Linked DNA regions of Homo sapiens: all the other regions are linked to region 2. A link is a loop called in an ENCODE intact Hi-C map of the cell type or tissue named here. Cell type or tissue: ascending aorta. All regions are shown on one strand.

What was found. Peaks named below come from ENCODE experiments on the same cell type or tissue, not always from the same donor. Only the 100,000 strongest peaks of a DNase experiment are listed, where the experiment ranks them.
Region 1: it touches region 2 in a loop (3-fold over the local background); 2 of 110 quality-filtered maps call a loop at or near these places.
Region 3: a loop joins it to region 2, with 1.9 times the contacts of the local background. A loop is called at or near these places in 3 of 110 quality-filtered maps.

What each region holds. Positions count from the first base shown.
Region 1 is chr1:83,995,390-84,003,389 of GRCh38, reverse strand. TTLL7 (tubulin tyrosine ligase like 7) reads left to right here and starts at 4,258. Exons shown (of 21, transcript NM_024686.6): 1 at 4,258-4,459. It overlaps LOC124904205 (a long non-coding RNA gene), which reads right to left and starts at 4,102. Exons shown (of 2, transcript XR_007066195.1): 1 at 3,684-4,102; 2 at 1-114. RefSeq lists silencers at 4,359-4,458, 4,469-4,598. In ascending aorta, no CTCF peak of the experiment used is centred here; DNase peaks (open chromatin) are centred at 3,989 and 4,219; H3K4me3 peaks cover 6,254 bases; H3K27ac peaks cover 6,480 bases.
Region 2 is chr1:84,600,523-84,608,522 of GRCh38, reverse strand. The region is part of intron 2 of LINC01461 (long intergenic non-protein coding RNA 1461); the gene reads left to right. Among named protein-coding and RNA genes, the nearest start is that of LINC01461, 17 kb to the left of the region's middle. In ascending aorta, a CTCF peak has its summit at 3,764 (motif pointing right); DNase peaks (open chromatin) are centred at 3,812 and 4,372; H3K4me3 peaks cover 1,340 bases; H3K27ac peaks cover 4,041 bases.
Region 3 is chr1:84,551,229-84,559,228 of GRCh38, reverse strand. SPATA1 (spermatogenesis associated 1) reads right to left here. Exons shown (of 14, transcript NM_001397487.1): 13 at 3,250-3,319. It overlaps CTBS (chitobiase), which reads left to right. Exons shown (of 7, transcript NM_004388.3): 7 at 4,030-8,000. The coding sequence ends at 4,230. Among named protein-coding and RNA genes, the nearest start is that of CTBS, 19 kb to the left of the region's middle. In ascending aorta, no CTCF peak of the experiment used is centred here; no DNase peak of the experiment used is centred here.

The DNA of each region.
Region 1 (8,000 bases), 610 kb after region 2:
TTCTTGGAAAATCCAAGGGACTCATGAAAAAACAAGTAATAAGATAATTTGGTGCACTGAATGAATACAAAATAAATTACAGAAAGCATCATCTCTCTGTTCTGGTAGAAGACCCTACAAAAGGAAATGGAAAGAACATTTCATTCAGAATACAAGTGCTATAAAAAATTTGGTACAACTTTGGTAAGAAAGTTACAGAACATATATAAGCAAAATTATAAAAATATGATTGGGAAATGAAAAAACATAAACTAGAAAAGCTTATTATCTTCTTGGATGAAATGACTTACTGTCATGTAAATTCTCCAAAAATTAAAACAAAAGTCTAATGCAATATGACTTTTTGTCTTATATAAAATGCCGTATAATAATTAAAAAGGGCTTAAAGTCCAATATCTATATATAAAAGTAATTTTGAATGAGTATCATTTTAAATTTGGGGCTTTTTGAAGATTTGTTGAGAATGACAAAAACAACACTGAGAAAAATTCTAAACCCTTTAATAAATACATTTTATATGATAAATGTAAAATTACATAATGTAGGTTTTAAATAACAGCCTCTTATTTCCTTCTTAATAAAAGGTGGGATTAAGGGGTTAAGTCTAGAAGCCTGAATGTTATTTTTTGTAGGCCCCATATTGTTTTTGTCCAGTATGGTCTGGTCAAACTTGGCTGTACATTAGAACCACCTACAGAACTTCATAGGAATCTAGTTTCCAGAGTCTCATGCAGGAGTTCCTGCAATCATAATTTTGCAGCAAGAATTTTAGGCATCACTGGTCAAGTTTATGTTACAAGGTTCACTTCTTATTCTTAAATTCAGGGTCTCTTTTCTGAGCACAGAAACCTAGAAAAGGGTATCCAATGTTTAAATCTTCTGTGGGAAATGACTCATTTCCTCTTAGAAATGAGAGTTGAAAACAGGTTTTTAATAATAAATAAAAAATAGATTCTGCTGCAGAGAAACATGCAATGTACATGTTCTCTATAGCAGGAGACAGTAAAAGTATGCTGATATTCACGTCATGTATTGGTTAGTGTTTGAAATCCAGCTTTGTCTCTTTCCAATTGTGCTACCTTTGACAAATTAATACACCCTTGTAATTCTCAGTTTCTTCATTTATAAAATGGGAGTGATAATAGTACTTACTTCACATAATACTAGTTACTCAAACACTAATGATTTAATAAGTGTTAGCTAAACGCAAAGAGAAACAACACAATTAAGCACTCTCTTCAGCAAGAATAAGTTGAGAGGTTAATGTCACCACATGCTTTGGTAAGAGACCAACACATAGCAGGTACTGGAATATCTTGCATCAAGATTTAACATTTTGTGGCTCACAATGCAGTTTTATCAAAGGCATTAAGTATTCTCTTTCTCTCTAGCTCTCTTCTTATTAGTATCATTTAAAAAGTAATATTGGAATGTTCCCAGATCATGCTAGTTTGTGAATACAAATGAGTTCATGTTAATATCGGTGCCTAAATAAGGTTTAACAATCATCTTGAGTTTAATAATGATTCCCTTGACCCTGCAGTGCCTCCCTAGTCTCCATCATTTGCAGCAAGAAATCCTCAGCAGTGTCTTTCAGGTGCTCAGGAATAATACCACTCCTGCTTTACTGCTCTGGGCTCCTACTTAAGTTACCTTGACCTTGTATCGGCCACCAGTGTTCTTTATGAGAATATACCCTCACTGGGCAGATCAGTTCCTATCGCTGGCAAGGCTGTATGGAGGTCTATTTCAGGTTGGGTGAGAGAATGGCTCTCTTGCCAGCTCCATGCTGTCATTTGTCACCAGGCCTAAAGTAGTACTTCTTAGAACTTAAATTTCACAAAGTCATTTGTGGGGAAGATGATTATTTAGCTTCTGGCCCTAAGTTCTTTACACAGCAGGCTCAAAACCATTTGAGGACTCTGAGGAAAGCAGGGAATGCAGGCATCACACCATTCCTTCCACTTCTTTTGACAATTTCCCAAGGCTGCCAGCACAAAAATTCCCCTTTCTTCATTCAGAAACATATGTTCCAAGAGTGTCAACTTATACAAACAGATTGCTGCAGATGTCACTGGCCCATCCGCACCACAAATCATAAGGCTCTAAATTCCTTTCTATATCCCTATCATCTAACATCTGACATAAAGCACTAACTCAGAAGACGCCTCATCTACATGTGTTCTGTTCCTGTTGTTGCCTTTGAAAGTGAAACAACTGCACATGGAGAGAAGAATCACACATTTCTGAGCCTGAGGCCAGTCTGGCCACTGGGGACCCAATGCTCCTGCTCCTCGGCAACATGCAACTTTGGGGATTTCTGTTTTGCTGCTGCTGACGTGTGAATCTTTACAACAACCATTAACATAGTAACAATATCATATCATACAGAAACAATTTAATTTTATTCCTGATTTCTCAAAAAGCTTTCTTGAGGTGACGTTAAGTGTTGCTAATACCTCTGTTACTTAACATTTTTTTTGATAAGGTATATGAGGACCCATGATAATAGGTTTATTGAAAAATTCTTGCCCCTTCCTAGGAATGGAAGAATGATAACATGTAATGTAGTAATAGTGCATGCATAGTGTAAAGTGTAATACAGTGAAAATAATGATGTAAAGATGATTAACAAGAAGGCAGTGGAGAATTCCTCTTCAACCTCATGTGACCTTGACAGTGTATTGTGACGCTGATGTTCGGCTAGTTCTGGGTGAAGTCCAGCTTCTTCTTTCTGATCACTCTTCTTGCCTCAGGGTGATGCCTACCCTGGACACCTAACTGCCCCCTCTCCATTCTAAAACCCCTTCTCACAAAGGAAGGATAAACAGACTCACATTCAAGTTGCAATCACAGATGTGACACGGTTTAATGTATATCGTTCTCAGAGGCATTCTAGGGGAAAGGAACAAGTCAAAAACTCCAGGTGGCAATGTCTGCTCTGCCGCTTATGATCGTGAGACTAACCCAGCACGACAAACCCTGAGCCCAGTTTCTCACCAGTGTCCTTTATGAGAAGATGCCCTCACTGACCAGATCAGTTCCCAATGCTGGCAAGGCTGTATGGAGGTCTATTGCAGGTTACCAATCTCACAGGAGTTTTTAGAAGAATAAATGAAGAAATGAAAATGAGACTATTCTCAGCACAGTGGTCTATAGAAAGTGCTGAATTTATGTTGATTTACTCAACGAAGGACAAAACTTTAAATTGTGAAATTTTATATTTTTTGGGATGCACTTGGAGGGCCTTTTTTTTTCCTACCTTTAATCACATTTTATAGGTAGTTGCCAATTCTGTTCTATCTTTTCTTTTTTTCTACAGGGAAAACTGTACACTTGTCCTGATCTTCACCATGCTCTGAAATGAACCTGTGTGAACCCAGCGTGACAGAAGCAGGGACCACAAAAGTCTAAGGAATTCATGTGTTAGGACTTCTTCCAGTTCTATACAATTCATTTTATGAGAAGACATGATTGCCTTCCCGTTTTCAAGACACGCAACTCTAAAATGGTGAACAATGAACCTCGAATATTCTTTAATTTCTGCAACAATCTTCTGTAAATCTTTATCTCGAAATGGCTTCCTAAATCTACATTTTTTTACAACTGCCGTGGTTCAACATTTGCTTAGCAGGAACTCTAGGTCAGAGCTGTCCCTCAGCATCTACGGGATGGGGCCCCACCTGATTTTATTTCCTAACTTTCGAGCTGGCCTCAGATACCCGTTTATTCTTTGCTTCACAAAGATGCTTAGATAAAAGATCTGAAGACTCTCTTCAAAGATTCAAAAAGCTCCACTGTTTTGTGGGAAGATGTCTGTGGTCAGATAGGCAGGTGGATCGGGCGCCTAGGGCCCGGAGGTAGAAGGAGGTGGCCGGAGGCGCTCAGGCCAGCGCCTCTCGCATCTCTGAGGAGGGGCGCCGCCCAGGCGCTCGCGTTGCTAAGTCCTCTGTTTGCCGCGTTCTAAAGGAGCCCCGAGCGGGACCAAGGCAAACGGGGGGGGGGTGTGTGTGGCCCGGGAAAGCTCGAGCAGTGTCTTCAGTAAACCCCCAGAAGAGGCAGCGGCCCCTCCGTTGATCCCTCCTGTCCCCAGGACCTCCTGACTCCGAGGGGGCAGAGGATTCCCCGAGTCCTTTGTTCCTCCCAACCGTCGCCGCCCCCGGCGCCCGCGCCTCTCGGCACGTCGTGCACCCCCGGCCGCAGCAGGCGAATGGTCTGGCCCGTCGGTAGCCGCCACCCGCTTGGGCAGCGACAGCTGTTCCAGGCACTCCGCGTCGAGCACCGGAGTCCCGAGCCGTGGCTGCCACGGGCGGTGGGCGGGCGGAGGAGAGCACCGGACCACCAGTGCAGGCTGCCGAGTCGGGGCGGCCGCCCACGGGGAAGCTGCGAGGCGCGGGAGCACCTGGGGGACCGCTTGCAGCGGGGACGCGAGGACCCGGGCTGGGCTTTCCTCACCCGGGTGAGTACCTGCTGCCGCCATCCTCCCCCGACCCCCTTCCATGTCCCCACGTCCCCAAAGGCTCCGCCCTGGCCCTCTTTCCGGGCCCCCATCCCCGGACTGTCACTGCTCTGGGGACACCGTCCCCGCTGGGAGCCGCGGAACGGGGAGCTGCTGCGTTCGTGCAAATGATTCAGCACCATTCGTGCCCTGAGAGGTTTGGGCAGAATGGGGGAGGGAGAGGGCGGAGGGGACGGGGTCAGTTGCTGTGATCTCAGCTCAGTTTTTAGGCTCCAGATGGGAGACTCGGGCGGGCGGGGTCGGGTTGGGTGAACGAGGAGGCTCCCTGCTGGTTTATTCTGTAATTCCGTCGTTTTCCCACATCGTGGTATAAGCCTCCGCGAGTATGCGGGGCATTCTTGAAAGGGTATCAAAATGCCCTTTTCGCACATGCGAGTGAAGTCTAGGGCCCTTGTAGGTACCTCTCACTTTCTCCACATCTTGCTCTGTTGGATGCCTGACTCATGCCATCATCCACTTATATCACATCGCAGCGTTCCCTCGACTGATGTAAAAGATACCCTATGAAAGTTGCCTTGTATTCTGGGTGGGTTTGATTGATCCTGGCATAGAAAGAAAAGATTTAGGAGAGGTAGGAAATAATACCTTCATAGCCTAGGCACTTACTTTTATATATCGTATTTTATTAAATCATCATAATCCAGAACCAAATGTGGAAACTGAGGAGCAGGGAAGTTAAATTACATTCTCAAGGTCACAGAACAGGAATTCGAATATAGGTTTTCCTGACTCTATAGTCCATGGATTTTCCACTGTATTAATGGAGTGTGTCCAAGTGTACATATATATGCTCTATTAGATATTAAACATAGAATTAATTAATTGAGGAGTAATCTCAAACAACAGCAACAACAACCTGTAAACTTTCTGCATAAGGAATTATTGCTCCTTCAATATGAAAGAAAGATGCTTTGAATCATGTGAAAAATAATCTATTTTCTTAGAAAGCTTATGGCAAAAAATATGTGAACAACACTACATAGGAGAGTGAGGTCATAACAGGAGATGTTCAGCACATTTTTGGCAGTGATATTTGGTGGATGCTCAAGTGTTGGAGAAGTCGATTAAAAACGTAAGAAGAACTCTGGAAATCTTTTTCTGTCTTAAATGTTAGGGAGACATTTACAGTAATAATAGTTACTTAGTTCATGAGGTGTGCGACTGAACTGCACCCCACAATAGGGTGACAGGTGAACCCATACTAAGATAATGTTACTTGATTCATTACAACTCTGTGATATTGCATAACAGGTGATAACTCCATTTTACAGACTAAGGAACAAAATTCAGAGAAGGTTCAAGACCACTCAGTAAGCCATGGAATTTGGACAAGCCTTGACTCTTAGTCAGTTTAGAAATATGAGTGTTGTAGTAAAATGTAGTTCTTATATAGTGGGAAACTGAATTAGTTTGTTGTTACCCTGCCGTTAAGAGTCAACAATTATATTGACCTTCTATGCTCCTTCTGTAAAAATAATGGATGCTAGGTCTTTCTTCGCCCGTTGATGGGTCCTTTGACTTGCTTTCATTAGCGACTTACAGATTTTTTCTTAAGAAATGCATCTCTTGTTTATGTCTCAAGAGGCAGGTTGCTATAGTACAGATGCTCATTATCTCTAAATACTCACATAGTATTGATGGTAGGCAGGAACAGAGTCATCTTAGTATGTCATTTCTAAAGTATTGAACCATTTGCATTGGAGAATTCTTTTTCAAGTTAACGGGGGTATTGATAAAGTCCACTGCCTAAATAAGGACATAAAATGGAGGCACAAATTTATATTTGTTGTTCAAACAAGAGTATGAGAAGTGGGGTCTTGTGAAGAGTCTTGAGTTTGATTCCTAAAAGTCATTTCATTTTGTTCTTTACATGGCTATAACCTATATCCTGAACCTTGGCAAGGCATCTTGTAATCCAATCTGTTTAATCCTAAGGGGGACAGCAGAACTGGCATGAATGAATAAGCAAAAATACAATACCACTGCTGTTAAAAAAAAAAAAAGGAAAGTGCATGTCCTGGTGATGGATGGTCAGCAGCAACATTTTAAAACAGAGACAGCACATTTTACTTAGATGACATCACTGAGAGTATGAATATAATACCAACTTGGCTTTAGAACTGCTCTCTCTCCTCTGTCCAATGACTACAGTCTGCAAACCATCTAAATTCCCCACTTCAAGGAACTTAAAGTCTAGCAGGGGAAATTTTACTTACACGTGAGTAATTAACAAATAACTTAGAATTGGCTTAATACCAGAAAAGGGTGGTGCAGACCTACTGCTATAGCGGTACCTTAAGAGAAAAGAGAAATAGTAGAGCCTTGGATGATCAGAGGATCAGGAAAGTCTTCATGGGTTGAAGTGAATTAAATCAGTCTCAGAGACTGGAAGGATTCTGATAGGCAAAGAGAAAGCCACATAAAGGTTCAGCTAAGAAGTGCTCATCTACTGTTTGGATACATGGTGAAAGATCATGAAGAAACTTGAATGTCAGACAGTGAGATCTGTTTCTGATCTGTTAATCATTTCTCTTTCTTACATTCTCCATATCTGTTGCCCCGAGTCCCCTTCCAGGAAATGGTCTGTTTCCTGGGTACTAAAAGGATTGTCAACTAAACTGAGAAAAAGTTTTCTGTGCAAGTACAATTTTTCCTCTTCCAAAGGAATTTGCCTTTTAGCTCCGGCCCCCATTAGATAATTATGAACAATTTGGAAAGTTTAAGAATATAAAAAGGAAAAAAACACCCTCATAATTTGACCAACTAAAGACAATCACTATTCATTTTTGACATGTTTCTTTCCACTTTTTTCATGCGTAGTTTTAATTATGGTATCTATATTACTTTTATATTATTTTTAAATTTAAAATTCTATAACTTTAGTTTTCATTTAATTACAACTGGCTTAATACTAGGTTTAAAATGCCTAATAGCAGGCTTAAAAATGACTACATAATTTTCCATTTGGTAGATGTATTATCATTGCCTAATTGTTCCTCATTGTCACTATTGATGACATCATAATAAACAATTATTGATGATAATAATAGCACTGTGATGAACATCTTTGTGCGTATGCTTTTTTTTGTATTTTGAATATTAGTTCCTTTGCATAGAGTCTCAGAAATAAAATTTCTGGGTTAAAGGGTATGAGGTCTTGAAGTTGCACTATTTTAAGCAAGTTTTGAAACTACTGAGTTCTTATATTAGGCCATTCTTGCATTGCTATAAATAAATACCTGAAACTAGGTAATTTATAAGAAAAGAGGTGTAATTGGCTCACAGTTCTGCAGGCTGTACTGGAAGCATGGCAGCATCTGCTTCTGGGGAGGCCTTAGGAAGCGTCCAATCATGTTGAAGGGGAAGGGGGAGCAGGCACGTCACATAGCAGAAAGCAGGAGCAAGAGAGAGAGTGAGGGGGTGGTGCCACACACTTTAAGTGACCAGATCTTGTGAGAACTCAGAGTGAGCGCTCACTTAC
Region 2 (8,000 bases):
TGAACTGAAAGGTACCACAGCTTTTACTTTTTCTTTAAAAATACTTTATTTAAGTGCTTATTTTTCTTAGTCCAATTAATTGGAGCTCTTTTCAAATAGACATTACACACATAACACATATATAACCACACAGACAAACAGAAAAAGATCCAGTGGTTCTAAAATTTTTCATTTGCTAATTTCCCAATTGGATTATTAGCCTCCTGGTGAGACCCTTTAAGAACAGGGCTAGGAATACAGTTTCCAGGGCCTAATAAACAAGCAAAGCTGGAAGACAAAGATAGATTTTGAGAACTACTTATTCACCTTTAATTCCAGGTGTTCCATGAGGAAAACAGATTTTTCCCAAAATGGGATTTGTGGCACCTTTTCTGTTTTCCCAAGGAGTCCCAGGCTACCAGAAGTCATTCTAGGGTCTTTCATGCATGCACCAAGAGTGGTAAGTCACAGTTTTCTCAGTTGACTGAGAAAAAAAGACCTTTTCCAGGAAAACAAGATCTATAAAGAGAAAAACATAAAGGCCTTTAAAATATACCCATAGGTTTGATATCCACTTTGAATTAAGCTGAGTGCTCTTTAGGAAAATCCTTTTTCACAAATAAAACTTTACAGTGAAGATAAACAGTGATTCTTACCATTTTTCCCCCAGTTTGCACCACTACTTGTTCACAATCATGTTTAGGTTCTCCAGTTTTCTCTGGGAGAAAGTGGCTGGGCTCAGGAAGTGGCAGGTTTTCAACTGGACTGCAGATCCCTTTAGCAGCAAAGCTTGATATTTGAGGAGGCAATTGTCTGTTAGCCAGACTTTCCTTAGAGGACAGTAGTCTTGTTATATTGCGTGGAGCTAAACAGTTAAGTTATTCCCCATTGTTAACCCATTGGCTGTAGAGCTGGACCTCCAGTCTTAGTCAAAACTCCCAGGGCTATTTTCTTCCTTTCCAATATACATAAAGATTAAATACCTTCCCTATGGGAAGGCTGAGAACTGGTGCTTTAAGCAAGGCTTGCTTTAGCTGGTTTAAGGCTTTTGTGTTTTAGGTTCCCAAGTTAGGGAGCTGCTTGAGTTTCTTTTAAGAGTTGGTATAAAGGATGAGCTATTTCACCATACCCTGGTGCCCACATTTTGCAAAATTCAGTAATGCCCACATTTTGCAAAATTCAGTAATGCCCAATAATTTTCTTAACTCTTAAAGGAAACGGGGTTAATCCTTTCCTCACCTGGTACTCTGGTTCCTTCTGTGCTGTGTCTGTCCCACAGACCTTGGCCGATGGGTGAAATGAGTACTCAGACACAGGTATGCAGTGTAAGAGCAGCTAGGTGACTGCCTGGCTCCAGTGGCCAGACAGCAGTCCCGAGAAGCTGGAGCTGTTTGCTTTTATTCAGTGCAGGCACAATGCCGAAAACCTGGAGCCAACACAACCTGCAGGTAATTAACATTTATTGTTCCCCTTTCAGGGAATGTTGCATGGGGATGATCCAAGGTCAGTTCCTGGTCAACATAAGTAAACAAACCGGTTTAAGATAAATTCCCCCACACTCCCTTGTACCTACTCCTTGCCCTCTGCCTTAGGGTTATAGAACAGCTGTCTTCAGCCATTCTTCCCTGGGGCTCTGCAGAAACTTCCGACCTTTCAGAAGGTTTGTGTCCTTTCCCTATAGTTTTTTCACCACCCTGACCGATCCCCCACACTTCTGATAAGATTAGGCCTAGGTACTTTACTGAAGTTTGACAGAGCTGAGCTTTAGATTTTGAGACCCTATACTCCCTTTTAGCTAAGAAATTGAGAAGAGTCTTAGTGCCTTCCTGAGACATCCTTGAATGGGGCACAGAGGAGAGTGTCATTTACATACTGCAAAGTTTCAACTTGAGAGTGAGAAAAACTAGAAAGATTTTTAGACATGGCCTGTTTCAGCAACTTCCTTTTGATATCAGGGGCTGCCTGAGTGATGAACCTGTTTTTTGTTGAATTGGAAGACAGGGAGGTGTGTTTTATTAAAGCTTCTCTCAGCCTTTCCAAAAAGGTAGGGAGATTTTTATCTGGTTTCTGATTCAATAAGGACAGTTTAGAGTAATTAAGAGGTTTGGTCCTAGTCCTTCTTAGGCCCTCTGATATGCACATTAAAAAGTATTTCCTTTTCCATTCATCTATGGGGTCACAGGGATTCCAGTCAGGATTGTCAAGAGGTATAGCCTCTCTCCCTATTGAGATTGTTTTTTTCTGTTATTTCCTCACCTTCCTTATCTCCCCTTTTCCTTTTTGGTCACTATAGGGAACATGTTGTTCATCTCCGAACTTTTCTGCTGCTTGCAGAGCTGTCTGCTTTTCAGCTGCAGTGAGGGTTTGGCTGAGAAACAACAGCACAACATCCCTCCATGTGAGGTAAAACACTTAAGTTAAATTTTGGAAGGCCTCTATATATCTATTAGGGTTATCAAGAAATCAGCCCATTTATCTGCCTAAGGTCCTGCAATGAGAAGGGAATAAGTACCTTAATGGTGCCCCTTCCATCTGGCATTTCTTGTAGGGGTAGGAGTGAAGTCTGGGCAGTGGGGAGCTTTGGAGATGGTGGAGCTGGAGGAGCTGATGGTGCAGCTGGAGGGGGCCCTGGACAAAGGGGACTGGAAGGACTGGGGCACTTAGAAGCTGCCTCTAATGGTTCCTCCAAAACTTGCTCTTCTGACTTAGGGGAACTACTCTCCACAGACCTGTCTGATATGATTGCTAAGAGGGCTGAGTTGGTTTTGCAATGCTTGCAAAGGTCTGGGTTGTCTCGCAGGGCAAAGGAAGCCTGCACATAGAGAACCTTGGACCATTTGCTCTTCCATCTACAGAAGAGATCTAATTGCTGGATAAGATTAAAGTTAAGGTTCCCTTTAGCTGGCCAGGTCTGTTCATTCCTGAGAGGGTAAGAAGGCCACACCCTTGTGCAACAGAAAATGAGCCACTTTTTCTTCAGAGTTTGGGTGTCAAAGGAGTTCAAAATGTACTCCAGCAGAGTGCAAGCCAAAATGACTTGCTACCCATCCTGGAAAAGAGACAAGAGGAGAGGCATCCCTCAGTCTCCTTGTTCTTTTTGGTGTGACCCAGGGTGGAGGGGATGACAGTGGGAGTGTCCCCCTGACTGTTCTCTCTCCTTGGTCCCTGGGTCCCAGCACAGTGTGTGCCTCCCCATGGTTGCAGGTGTGACCTTCAAACCATGGTCCCAGAGGAGCTAAGTAATGGGGATAGTCACGCTTACCCATGTGACCTTAGTCCTTTGCCTGATAATTGCCCTTTGACCTCTCAGACTTGTGTGATCTGTGTGACTCCTTGATGAATGGGTATCAGGAGAGATTATGTAACAGTTGCATTTAAGCAAGGCCCCTTAATGGAGGGAGTGTACTGGGCTGAGCTTTATACTCTGCTATTATGGACCAGACTAGAGAATTTATGTTTAGATGGTGGTTCCAGTTAACTTCCAAACATAAAATCCCCTTTCTATTTAGACGAAATACTAGTTGCAAGCAGAATAGGTGTCTCAAGAGAATGTAAGGGTCAAATGGCAGCCTTTCTGCTAATGGAGAGAGTATTGAGACAAAAATTTGGTTTTGGAGGACATTTTTTTCCTCACTGCTGAAAGCAGAGTTCTCCCACTCTCAGAGGTACATAAGGTTTGATCTCTTTTAGAGGGATGTAAAAGGGAGAAAAAGTGGAAAGCTAGAGGCTTTTGGCAAAGGGCAGACGAGGTTGCCGATGGAAAGGATTCCTATTCCACTAGGTGACGCTGCAAGCTTTGAAATACCAGGCAGTAACTTGGCCTCCGTATGGACAGAGAGGGAAGTCTGACATGTGGCAGGCCATTCCTACAGCATGCCTCCTAGCAGGAGAAAGTTAATTCGCCTCATAGAGGGACTATGCAGTCCGGCTGGGTAGTGCTGGTTCTTCACATGGGAAAAGAAACAGCCTAGGTGGAGAGAGGGATGTTCATTGGTGGGGAGATAACCTTCTACCCAACCCCAGGAAGTGCTATCATTAGGAGTTAAATAGTCTTTCAGATCTGGATCACGAAATCCCCCTGTCGGTAGAAAGTCACAAAAACAGCAATCCCCTTGACCTGCATTTCTGGTTGCCAAGGTGGTTGCTAAGCCTGCCTAACTGAATTATTTCTCTGGGCTATAAAAATTCCCGCAGCATTGTGTACAGAGAGGGGATGGGAGACATGGTGACCTCGGAAAGGAAAGGAGGAAAATAAGATTTGCAATAGGAAAGCTTGGCAATCTTGTGGCCGACACCCAGTCAGGCAGTCGGAGGCTGGTGTCAGTCCAGGAGCCTTTGGACAACACCAGGGTGTAGCCCTGGCCAGAAATCCTCAGTTGCCCCAGGACCTATTCCAGCCCCATGTGATGGCAAAGTGAAAGGAAACTGGTTTGGACAGAGCCAACGTTCCCAGCACCCTGAGGGCACTGGAGGATTGACTAAGTCCTCCCCAGCAAGCTTCACATCTGAGTCTTTAAGATTAGCGGCTAGCCCTTGTGACTCATTAATTAGCTGACAGATGCCCGATTTTTTTATAGTTCTTTGAGAGAATAAAAACTGGGGACGAGAAGCCTCGGAAATGAAAGTAGAGAGTCCACTCCTTTACTCACTCTTCCAATGATTTCACCTTCAAATCCTGGACGGGCCCCCCAAATGAAGTAGCCTCATTGTCTGGGGTAAATACCAAGGTTGTTGGTCTCATGGCCAAGGAAATTGAAGTCGCAGACACACATACACAGAGTGAGACTGGAGCAGGAGTTTAATAGGCAAAAGGAAAGAACAGCTCTCTGTCACAGAGAGGGATCCTGAGTGGGTTGCCAAGTTGTAGTAAAAATGTCAGGGTTTTTATAAATGGGCTAGTGAGGAGGGGGTGTCTTATCTTACTGAGGCCCAAAGATTTAGTTGGAACCAGGTGTGCTATGTGCATAGAGTAGAGTTTTCTATCAGCTCTCACCTCACTCCTTGATCATGTAGACAGACTCTTAGTCTGCGCTGCTTTGTGCTGCTTTGTTTTGCTTATCTGGGAGGGAGAATTTCTGTGTCTGTTCCCAGACATCTTCCTGCAGCTGCTGGCATCTCCCCCCAGTCCACTTTTAGCTTCCCTATCTTAGTGTGCCTAAAAGGAAAGGAATGTGCTTATTAAGGCCCACTGTTTTTACTGGGGTCCATTGTATAAGTGTGAAGTTTGGTGATTACCTAGGAGACTCCCCATCTCCTGAGCCTGAGTTGTTTATCTGTGTTTTTACAGCCTGATCTTTCGGGCTGTTCTTTGTTAGAAGTGATTTCTTTGAACTGCATGAGGTTAGAAAGGGAGCTATTTCTGAGCTACTTTTTGTTAGAAGGAAAGTCTTCTGCTGGGACTCACTTTACCCTAACTGTCTACCTAAATAATTTCTTTCTATCTCATATAACACCACCACTTTGGGAGACAGAGGCAGGAGGATCACTTGAGGCCAGGAGTTTGAGATCAGCCTGGGCAGCAAAGTGAGACCCCTTCTCTGCAAATAATTTAAAGATTAGCCAGGTGTGGTGGCACCTGTGGTCCTACCTGCTTGGGAAACTGAGACAAGAGGATTACTTGAGCTCAGGAGGTCGAGGCTGCAGTGAACCATGATCATGCAATGCACTCTAGCCTGGGCTACAGAGTGAGACCCTGCCTCAAAAAGCAAAAAAACAGAAAAACAAAAAAAAGCATAGACCCTGGAGGAAAACTGTGTGTGTGAATCTTGGCTCTACTATGTACACCAAGGGGCAACTTGGGTACATTCTATAACTTCTCTATGCCTTAATTTCCATCTCTTGTTAATTGAGGATAATCAAACCTACAGAATTGTTGGGAAGATTAAATGACACAGTCCCTGCGAAGCATTAGCACAGAACCTATCACACAGATAGAACTCAATCAGTGCCAGCTTTTCTAATTGTGGTAGTTGTTGATCGTTTGCACACTCTTCACTTTCCCTTTTCTTCCCTCCCCTCTCTGCACTTTGCTTTTCAGTAACATGTCAACGCAACAAACATTTTCTGAGCCCCAGCACTGTGCCAGGACAAATATGGTCACTACCTTGGGGAGCTTGCTGTCTTTTGAGGAAGCAGACACATAAACCATGAGGACAACAAAGCATGGCCTATGAATGATAGACATTTTCACTCGTTTCCGTGGATGCAAGGGTGACAGTAGCAGTCACCATAATCAGGAAAGAAAGAGCTGAACAGGAAAGGAATTATAGAGGGAATAATCCTTGATTTAACTTTTAAAAAACAGGAATGGAAGGGAGAAAAGACTTTTGGTCAGAGAGAACAGCATGCGCAAAGGCATGGAGATGTCATACAGTGGAGCGTAGGGAAGAGCCAGTAGTTCAGCAGAACCTGCCCAGTGGTTCTCAAACTTGAGCCTGCACCTGAAGGCCCTGGAAGCCTTGTTAAGAAGCAGATTGCTGGATCCCTCCTCCAGAGTGTCTGATTCATTAAATCTAAAGTAGGGCCTGAAACTTTGCATTTTAAACAAGTTCTCAGGTGATACTCATGTTGCTAGTCCAGGGACCATACTCTGAAACCACTGGGAGGCCAGAGCATAGTGGGTAGGATTGGTTAGAGGAAAATGGTGAGAAACAGAACTGGGCTTCACATGCTAGCTCACCGGTGTAGACTTTGTAATTTAAAAACAATGGGCTGGGCACGGTGGCTCACACCCCTAATCCCAGCACTTTGGGAGGCCGAGGCGGGCGGATCATGAGGCCAGGAGATTGAGACCATCCTGGCCAACATGGTGAAACCCCGTCTCTACTAAAAATACAAAAATTAGCTGGGCGTGGTGACATGTGCCTGTAGTCCCAGTTACTTGGGAGGCTGAGGCAGGAGAATTGCTTGAACCTGGGAGGTGGAGGCTGCAGTGAGCCGAGATTGTGCCACTGCACTCCAGCCTGGCGACAGAGTGAGATTCCGTCTCAAAACAAACAAACAAACAACAGCAATGAAGTACTTAAGGACAAAAGCTTATGATCAGATCTATGTGGCATAAATTGACTTTTTTTTGAGATAGGGTCTTGCTCTTTCACCCAGGCTGAAGTGCAGTGGCATGATCATGGCTCACTGCTGCCTCAACCACCCCAGACTCAGGTGACCCTCCCACCTTAGCCTCCTGAGTAGCTGGGACTACATGCCAGCACACCTGGCTAATTTTTAGTATTTTTTGTAGAGATGGGGTTTCGCCATGTTGCCCAGGCTGGTCTTGAACTCCAGGGCTCAAGCAATCTACCTGCCTCTGCCTCCCAAAGTGCTAGGATTACAGGTGTGAGCTGCCGTACCTGGTCCAAACTGGATTCTAAGGGCACAGAGCTTCAGAAGGGAAGACACTTGAGTTGAGTCCAAGTGCGTTTTGGGTGATCTGTTGGGCAAACAGTGCAGGCCTGTGCTGGGTTCCCAGCCTCTAAGACCAAGCCTTTCCCCACAAGCTGCTCCTTTTCCCTGATCACAGGATTAAAGCTTCCACCCGTGCCCTGCATCTCATGACTTCATTTCCTCGGGAATCACCCTCTTCCAGACATCTTCAGCCTTCAGTGTTTCCCCACAACGCCTCTGCCTCCCAACCCCCAAACCTGCCCCAGCCCCAGCCCCATGCTCTTCCTGTTGGGCATAGTTTTAAGTCAAACCTTCAACACACAGAGTTCCCCGAGTCACACTACCCACCTACTCCATTTGTGTGCTATTATTGGCATTTTTTTAACCAAAATGTTCTCAATGAGTGGTCATTGTCTGCCCCATTTCCTCACCCCTGGTCCCTGCCCCTTCAGCCTTGTTCTGTCCCCACCCCTATAATGAAATAGCAACTTGTTTTTCTTTTTTGCCTTAATTTCACCACCTCTACTACCACCAAAATGTCTTAAGAAAACCCCATATGAAGGGTTCCAGTAAAAATAGTAAGTGTTGAAAATCCCAGAACAGAATTGAATGCTTAGGCCTCTAAGCTTTTATTAACCTTC
Region 3 (8,000 bases), 49 kb after region 2:
AATGAAAAAGTTTGGAATATTTTAAGAATTGCCAAAATGTGACACAGACACAAAATGAGCACTTGCTGTTGGAAAAATGGCACCAGTAGACTTGTTCAATAGAGTTGCCATAAACCTTCAATTTGCAAAAAATTTAATGTCTGCAAAGCACAATAAAGCAAAGTACAATAAAATGAGGTATGCCTGTAATTTAAAAATATGTAACATAGAATCTTAGGACAGTATATACTACCATATACTGTTTCTTTGTAATCCTGACCTTAGTAATCTGTGGCTTGTTTTTTCCTTAATGAATGTGAAAATGCAGGAACACATTCTTCTTTTTTTTTAGACGAGGTTTTGCTCTGTCACCCAGGATGGAGTGCAGTGGCACAATCATGGCTCACTGCAGCCTTGACCTCTTGGGCTCAAGCAATCCTCCTGCCTCAGCCTACCAAGTAGCTAGGACCATAGGCGTGTGCCATCATGCCAGGCTGATTTTTTTACTTTTTGTAGAGACGGGGTCTTTCTATATTGCCCAGGCTGGTCTTGAACTCCTGGCCTCAAGTGATTCTCCCACCTTGGCCTCCCAAAATGCTGGGATTACAGGTGTGAGCCACTGCACTTGGCCTCTTTTTTTTTTTTAATTAAAAAAAAGTGGCCGGGCGCGGTGGCTCACGCCTGTAATCCCAGCACTTTGGGAGGCTGAGGCGGGCGGATCACGAGGTCAGGAGATCGAGACCATCCCGGCTAAAACGGTGAAACCCCGTCTCTACTAAAAATACAAAAAAAATTAGCCGGGCGTAGTGGCGGGCGCCTGTAGTCCCAGCTACTTGGGAGGCTGAGGCAGGAGAATGGCGTGAACCCGGGAGGCGGAGCTTGCAGTGAGCCGAGATCCCGCCACTGCACTCCAGCCTGGGCGACAGAGCGAGACTCCGTCTCAAAAAAAAAAAAAAGTTTAATGGCAGGCAAAAATTATCTGTATTTATGGTGTAGAAGATGATGTTTTGATATATCTATACATTGTGAAATGGCTAAATCAAGTTATTTAACATATGTATTACCTCACATACCATTTTTTAAATGGTAAGAACACTTAAAATCCATTCTCTTAGGAATTTTCAACATAATACATTGTTATTAACTATAGTTACCACGGGATACAGTAGATTTCTTGTATTTATTGTTCCTAATTGAAAATTTGTGTCTTGAAATATCTATTCTTCCCACCCCCAGCCTCTGGTAACCACCTTTTTACTCTGTTTCTATGAAGAAACACATTCTTTAGGTCTCAGAATTCAGGAAACATTTTGGTGCGCATTGAAGGCCATTTAATGCCACTTTAGAAAAAAATCTAGTTATAACTGTTTCCTTCCTCTTTTTTTTTTTTTTGAGATGGAGTCTCACTATGTCGCCCACGCTGGTGTGCAGTGGCGCGATCTTGGCTCACTGCAAGCTCCGCCTCCCGGGTTCACGCCATTCTCCTGCCTTAGCCTCCCAAGTAGCTGGGACTACAGGTGCCCGCCACCAAGCCTGGCTAATTTTTTTGTATTTTTTTAATAGAGACGGGGTTTCACTGTGTTAGCCAGGATGGTCTCGATCTCCTGACCTCATGATCTGCCCATCTCGGCCTCCCAAAGGGCTGGGATTATAGGTGTGAGCCACCGCGCCCAGCCTCCTTCTTTTTTTTTTTTTCTTTTTTTTTTTTTTTTTTTTGAGATGGAGTTTTGTTCTTTTCGCCCAGGCTGGAGTGCAGTGGCACGATCTCGGCTGACTGCGCCCTCCGCCTCCCAGGTTCAAGCAATTCTCCTGCCTCAGCGTCCTGAGTAGCTGGGATTACAGGCATGCATCACCACACCCAGCTAATTTTTGTATTTGTAGTAGAGGCAGGGTTTCACCATGTTGGCCAGGCTGGTCTTGAACTCCTGACCTCAGGTGATTCACCCATCTTGGCCTCCCAAAATGCTGGGATTACAGGCGTAAGCCATCGCGCCTGGCCCCCTCTTTTTTATTAATTGCAAAATTCTGTAGCAACATGAATCAAGTTTCTGTCTTATTTGAAGAGAATCACTCTATTGGGCTGTTTCAGCAATAGCAGCTCATCTTGGACTCAATATTCTGGAAAGCAAATATGCCTTAACCATGCATAAATTAGTCTTACATGTGCTTAGTTTTTGCCCTTTGTTCCTTTACAATTTTGAGACATTTGAATTTCTTAATAATATCAAAAAGGCTCAAAGTACTAGCTAGAATGATGGCAAAATTCAAAGGTATATGTCTTTGGGTTTGCCCCTGAATCTTCAATAATCTGTCATATTTAAGTACAAGTTCTACAAGTTGCCTTTTAATAATGAATCACAACTATTACTAGGGCATGCATGGCTTTGTCTAGTTCTAAAAATGTTAAAGAATGGAATATAAGATACAGACTGAGATATGCTTGATTACAATTAGTCTACCATATTTAAATATGCCGCAGTGTATTCATTTACCAGGTGAATTATTTTCCTTCAAAGTGGTCTTTTTTTTTTTTTTTTTTGAGACGGAGTCTTGCTCTGTCTCCAGGCTGGAGTGCAGTGGCGTGATCTCAGCTTACTGCAACCTCCGTCTCCTGGGTTCAAGCAATTCTCCTGCCTCAGCCTCGAGAGTAGCTGGGACTACAGGCATGCACCACCAAGCCCAGCTAATTTTTTTGTATTTTAGTAAAGATGGGGTTTCACCATGTTGGCTAGGATGGTCTCGATCTCTCGACCTCATGATCTGCCTGCCTCGGCCTCCCAAAGTGCTGGTATTACAGGCCTGAGACACCGTGCCCGGCCCCAAAGTGGTCATCTTAAGAGACTATTCTAATTCCAGGAGTGCTGCTGTAAATATTACTGGCATTAATTCAGAAATGCCTTTAAGGAGTTTCCTAGATGTATATAAAAATAAGTAAATTATTTTTAGTCACAGGTCTTTCTATTTTTTATCTCCTATCTTTTTCACCTTCCTTTGCACTTTGTCCTAGATCTGCTCCTTTCCCTTTTCCTTTGTCTCTTATCCAATAGCTCATGTGCTGCCTGAGAGAGACTGTGTTAGTACTAGATAGAGGTAGTTGATTCTGGGCAGAAGGACTTTTTAGGGTGGAAGGTGAACATAAGACCAGAATCTAATTTATGGCTCATAATCAGGTGTATGTTAAGTCACCAATAAAGTGCAGACCTAACAGACTCTGAGAATGTATCTGTAAGACCTAGAAAAGGATGTACTTTTCTCCTCCATTGCCATTACCTTTTGACTTGGCTGATTCATCATAAACAAAATCTTCTGTAGACCTCCTAGCCAGGCACACTTCTAGCAACTACAGAGAATACAAAAAAGCACATAAGCTGGTTTTAGAGGACCAGAGCATTGATTCCCCTTAACTTTGGTTGCATACCAGCATTATCTAATGAAACATTAAAACACAAAACAAATATATGCCCTAGCATTAACCCTGGAGAATTCTGATTCAATAGGTTTCATGTGGTGTGGGACCCAGGAATCTGTATTTTAAAAGCTCCGCAAGTGATTCAGATGTACGCCTTGGCTAATAATCACTGGCTAAGGGCAAGGAAAGAATCTTAGGACATGAAAAGGAGCTCAAGTAGAATCTATTAGGAGGCTCGTTTCTGTAATCTTTGCCATTGTTAAAAGTGCCATAAGCAATAATACCTAGAAAGTACAGATGTTCCTTGATTTATGATTGTATTGTGTCCTAATAAACCCATAAACATATGATAAGTTGAAAATGAACGAAATACCCTGATAAATCCATCGTAAAGTCTAAAAATTGTAAGTTGAACCATTGTAAGTCAGGGACCATTTGTATCAAATATAGAACCATGGAATTATAGAATAGGAAAGTGTTATGCCCTAAAATTTTTATTTCATTGTATCCTTTTTGAATAATTGGATTTAGGAAACTTTTTTCCCTCTTACTGTACTGTATACTTCTTTTATTTTTCCCTTTCCTGTGGTGCTGAATTGTACTAAATACTTTAAAATCTCCATTTTAATTTATTTATATAGGATCCTGCTGGCCACTTTCATCAAGTATGGTATGATAACCCTCAGAGTATTTCTTTAAAGGCAACATATATACAAAACTATCGCTTACGGGGCATTGGCATGTGGAATGCAAACTGTCTTGACTACTCTGGAGATGCTGTAGCCAAACAGCAAACTGAAGAAATGTGGGAAGTCTTAAAGCCAAAGCTGTTACAGAGATGAACATCTTTTGTCAAACCATTAAGAGTTAGAAAGATGATCTGTATCAACAGATCTAGTTTCTTGCATTTTTATTATGTTGCTATATACTTTTGTTATCCGTATACTAAAAAAAAAGAATAAATAAATGTTTTGATTGTTTGAATTTGAAAAATACACACGAATGTCCTCAGTATCCAGGAACATAAAGGCAAGAAGCAAGTCAACTTACCTATTAAATATTCCTCTATTAGATGTTTCAACACTATAATTTAATTGGGAAAAATTGCTTTCAGAATTTTATTATGCCATATTTCCCTTCATTATAGTAAAATATATGCTCACGAATCAATGCTGATTTTTAAAATATGTATAATCTGAAGTGGAAATTGTTTGCTTAGAGTTTTTAAAAACCTAGTCTTTGAAAAGCAGTTTGTGCTATACTTTTCCCCCAACCCTCCAATAAATCTTAAATTTAAAACCTACAATGTAGTGTCTCCCCTTTAGGTTCATCAAACTGATGAAAATAATTTTTCTGCTTCCTGACTCCATATAGTATTTATGTTCTCTGAGGTACTTGAACTAAATCTTTGGACAGTGAGTGAGAATTAAAAAGAATCCAGAAGATTAAATGTATTCACAAAATAGAAGAATGTAACAGTAATATTTTGAATTGGTAAGTTAGAACTACCTAATATTTTCCAACTACATTATTTTTATGAGGCTCATTTGTAAAATTTTTAATAATAGGAATAACTTGCAGTTGAACTTGATTCTGTTCACTGTCACACTTCTAATTATTCATTTCTTCATTTATGGACATATATAATTTATTTCTTGGCTAGCTTGCTTACATGGTTAAATTTTTCTTTCTACATCTGCAATGTATCTTTTTTATTTTTATTTTTTGTAGAGACAGGGTCTCGCTATGTTGTCCAGATGGGTCTCCAACTCCTGGGCTCAAGCACTCCTCCTGCCTTGGCTTCCTAAAGAGCTGGGATTACAGGCATGAGCTGCATTGTGCTTTTAATGATCTAAAGACACTGATTAGCTTCTCAACTAGTTCTCTTTCTAAAAGATCAATTTTATACAAATAAGTTTTCTAAATGTAATAAAGTCTGTTTTCTTTCTCCAGGGAATTAAGAACAACATTGTGCTGCCCTTATTAGTTCCTAATTACAGATTAAAAATCTGTATCTTTGAACTCTAGATTTACATAAATCCTGGCTTCCCTGCACATTTTGCCCCTGTAAATTGGAATACATGATGATTGAACCATCTGTTATGAGAATATTACATTTCCTATTTACACAATTGTTTGTGACAGAGTAAAAACCATTTTCATAGTATATGTTGGATCACTGTTGTCTTCATATTTCTAAAATAAATGAATTAAAAAATTTAAATTCTTAGATGCTTATCTCTATCATAGCTCAGAATGCAACTTCAATACCCCCATTCTTTTATATTTCCAGATTTCTTTTAATTAAGATATAATGAACAAATTAAGTTAAATGAAGTCTGTATTTTCATGCAAATATATTAGTATTCATTAATATACATTTATTCTTTGCAAATAGATTTTAGTTATATTAGCTCTTAAATTGTTAAATAAATTATTATTGAATTTTATTATTAAATTATTAAAATGAAAATTATAAAATTAGCACTGTAAAATAATATGTAAAGGACTTGGAATGTTAAAAATAACCATTCATCATTTTGCTTTATATTACATCTAATATTTCCTGAAACATTTTGTAATACCCACATGGAAAGTGGAGAAAGAGAAACCTTGTGCTTTTTATAAAACATTGCCAAGGAGAATAATGGTTAAACAAATCTGTTCAAATACATATTTAAATTTTTTTACAAATAAAAGTTTTAAATTAACATACCTAATTGAGATTGTAGAGATGTATTATTTTTTTTTTCTGTGCCAGTTCAGTTTTCAATGTTCGTAAATCTGAAACTGCTTGTTTTCTCATCTATAAAAAGAATTACTTTTCAAAAATGAACTTCATCATACCCTTCTAAAAGTACATCATAGTTGTCATGTAAACAGGGTTTTTGTAACCGCTTTAACTGTCTTCTCTCATTTGGCTTCAGTGCTTTCAACTCCCACTGGATTACTACAGTAAATGTGTAGATTATGAATGCTGTTTAATAAGCATGCTTATCTACTGGTGAGATATGCTATAAGGTAACCTTGTTTATGAGTAGATAGGGACAATACAATTGAACTGTTCTAAAAACTAGAGTGAGAAAGAATTTTATGTTTTGCTTAAACTTCAAAACCTGTTGTTCTCAATGTGTAAAGAAAATAGTGAAAACAACAAGAAAACAAAATACAAAAAAAACCCTTAATTCCTAGCCCTTAGGAACGGAATAGATATTTCAGAAATATAGTGTTTACTCTGTGGCAAGCACTCTTCTAAGTGTATTAGTCTCTTATTTTTTTTTCAAAAATTTTACAGAATCAGATACTAGTATTTATCCCCATTTTACAGTTGAAATGGAGACCTTTAGAGGCTAAGTAACTTGCTCAAGATAAAAAACTAGTAAGTGAAGTGGGTACAGCCAGGATTCAAATTCAAACCACCTGGTACCAGAGCCCTTACTATTCCAAGTGTTGTCTGTGGACAGCAGCATTAGCATCAGTTGGGAGCTTGTTAGGTAGGAAGAATCTCAGGCTGCACCCAGACCTACTGAGTCAGATCCTGCATTTTTAAACAGGATCCTCAGATGATATATTAAACTTTGAGAAGCACTACTTATGCTATACTATCTTGAATAAATATGGTTGCAAGAGACTCAGGCTGGGTTTTTTTTGTCCCTTAGTTCTGAATCTTATAGGTAGTGCTGTTTTGGGGAGATCATTCAGAAATCAATAAAACTTCTTAAATAATGTCTGTTATGTGTCAATCAGGCACTATGGTTAAATACAGGATTTTTTCCCCCCAGCCTATAAGCTGAAAACTTTGTTCTCTTTTTTTCCTCTTATTCCACTTGTCCTTACTGTTTTTGTATGAACAATTCTAATTTGAGTTCAAACCATGAGTGACATTTGTAATGTTAAAATATACAAAGATTACAAGTAATGTGCATGCTTTCCAGAAGAAAACAGCATGAGGGGAGTCATAATCCAAGCCTCTGGGGGCATTTTTATTACTCCTTCCTACCTACCCAATTATTAAGTGTACAAGTTTACATATTGGCTTTATCTCCATATATTGAATAGACAGTTTTCCTTCATTGAACAAATTATTTTTTGAGTGCATATTTAACTGATATTTTGTTAAAAATTATCCTCTGCTCTTTTCCTTTTCTATTTTAAGTTTTAAGCTTCTCAGTGCCAAACCAGGGCTTATTTAGCCTCGAGAATGCTGCTTGTAAAAAGAATCTAGAACTGCACTGTCCAGTATAGTAGAAGCCAGTTGCCATATGTAACTACTAAACTTAAATTAACTAAAATTAAATAAAATTTAAAATTCAGTTCCTCAGTCACACAAACTACATTTCAAGTGCTCAATATCAATAGGTGGCTAGTGGGTACCAATCTGACAGTGCAGGCATAGAACATTTCTATCATCACATAAGTTCTGTTGGACAGTGCTAATTCTATTTTTTTATTTTTAAATTTTATTTATTTTTATTTTTATCTGAAACCGAGGACAGTACTGATTTTCTTTTTTCTTTTTAAAATTTTTTTAAAAAGAGCTAATTCTAGAATGCAGTCATTATTCTGTGTCATAAAGCTGTTTCTGATAAAGAAATGAGAGCATTCATATAAT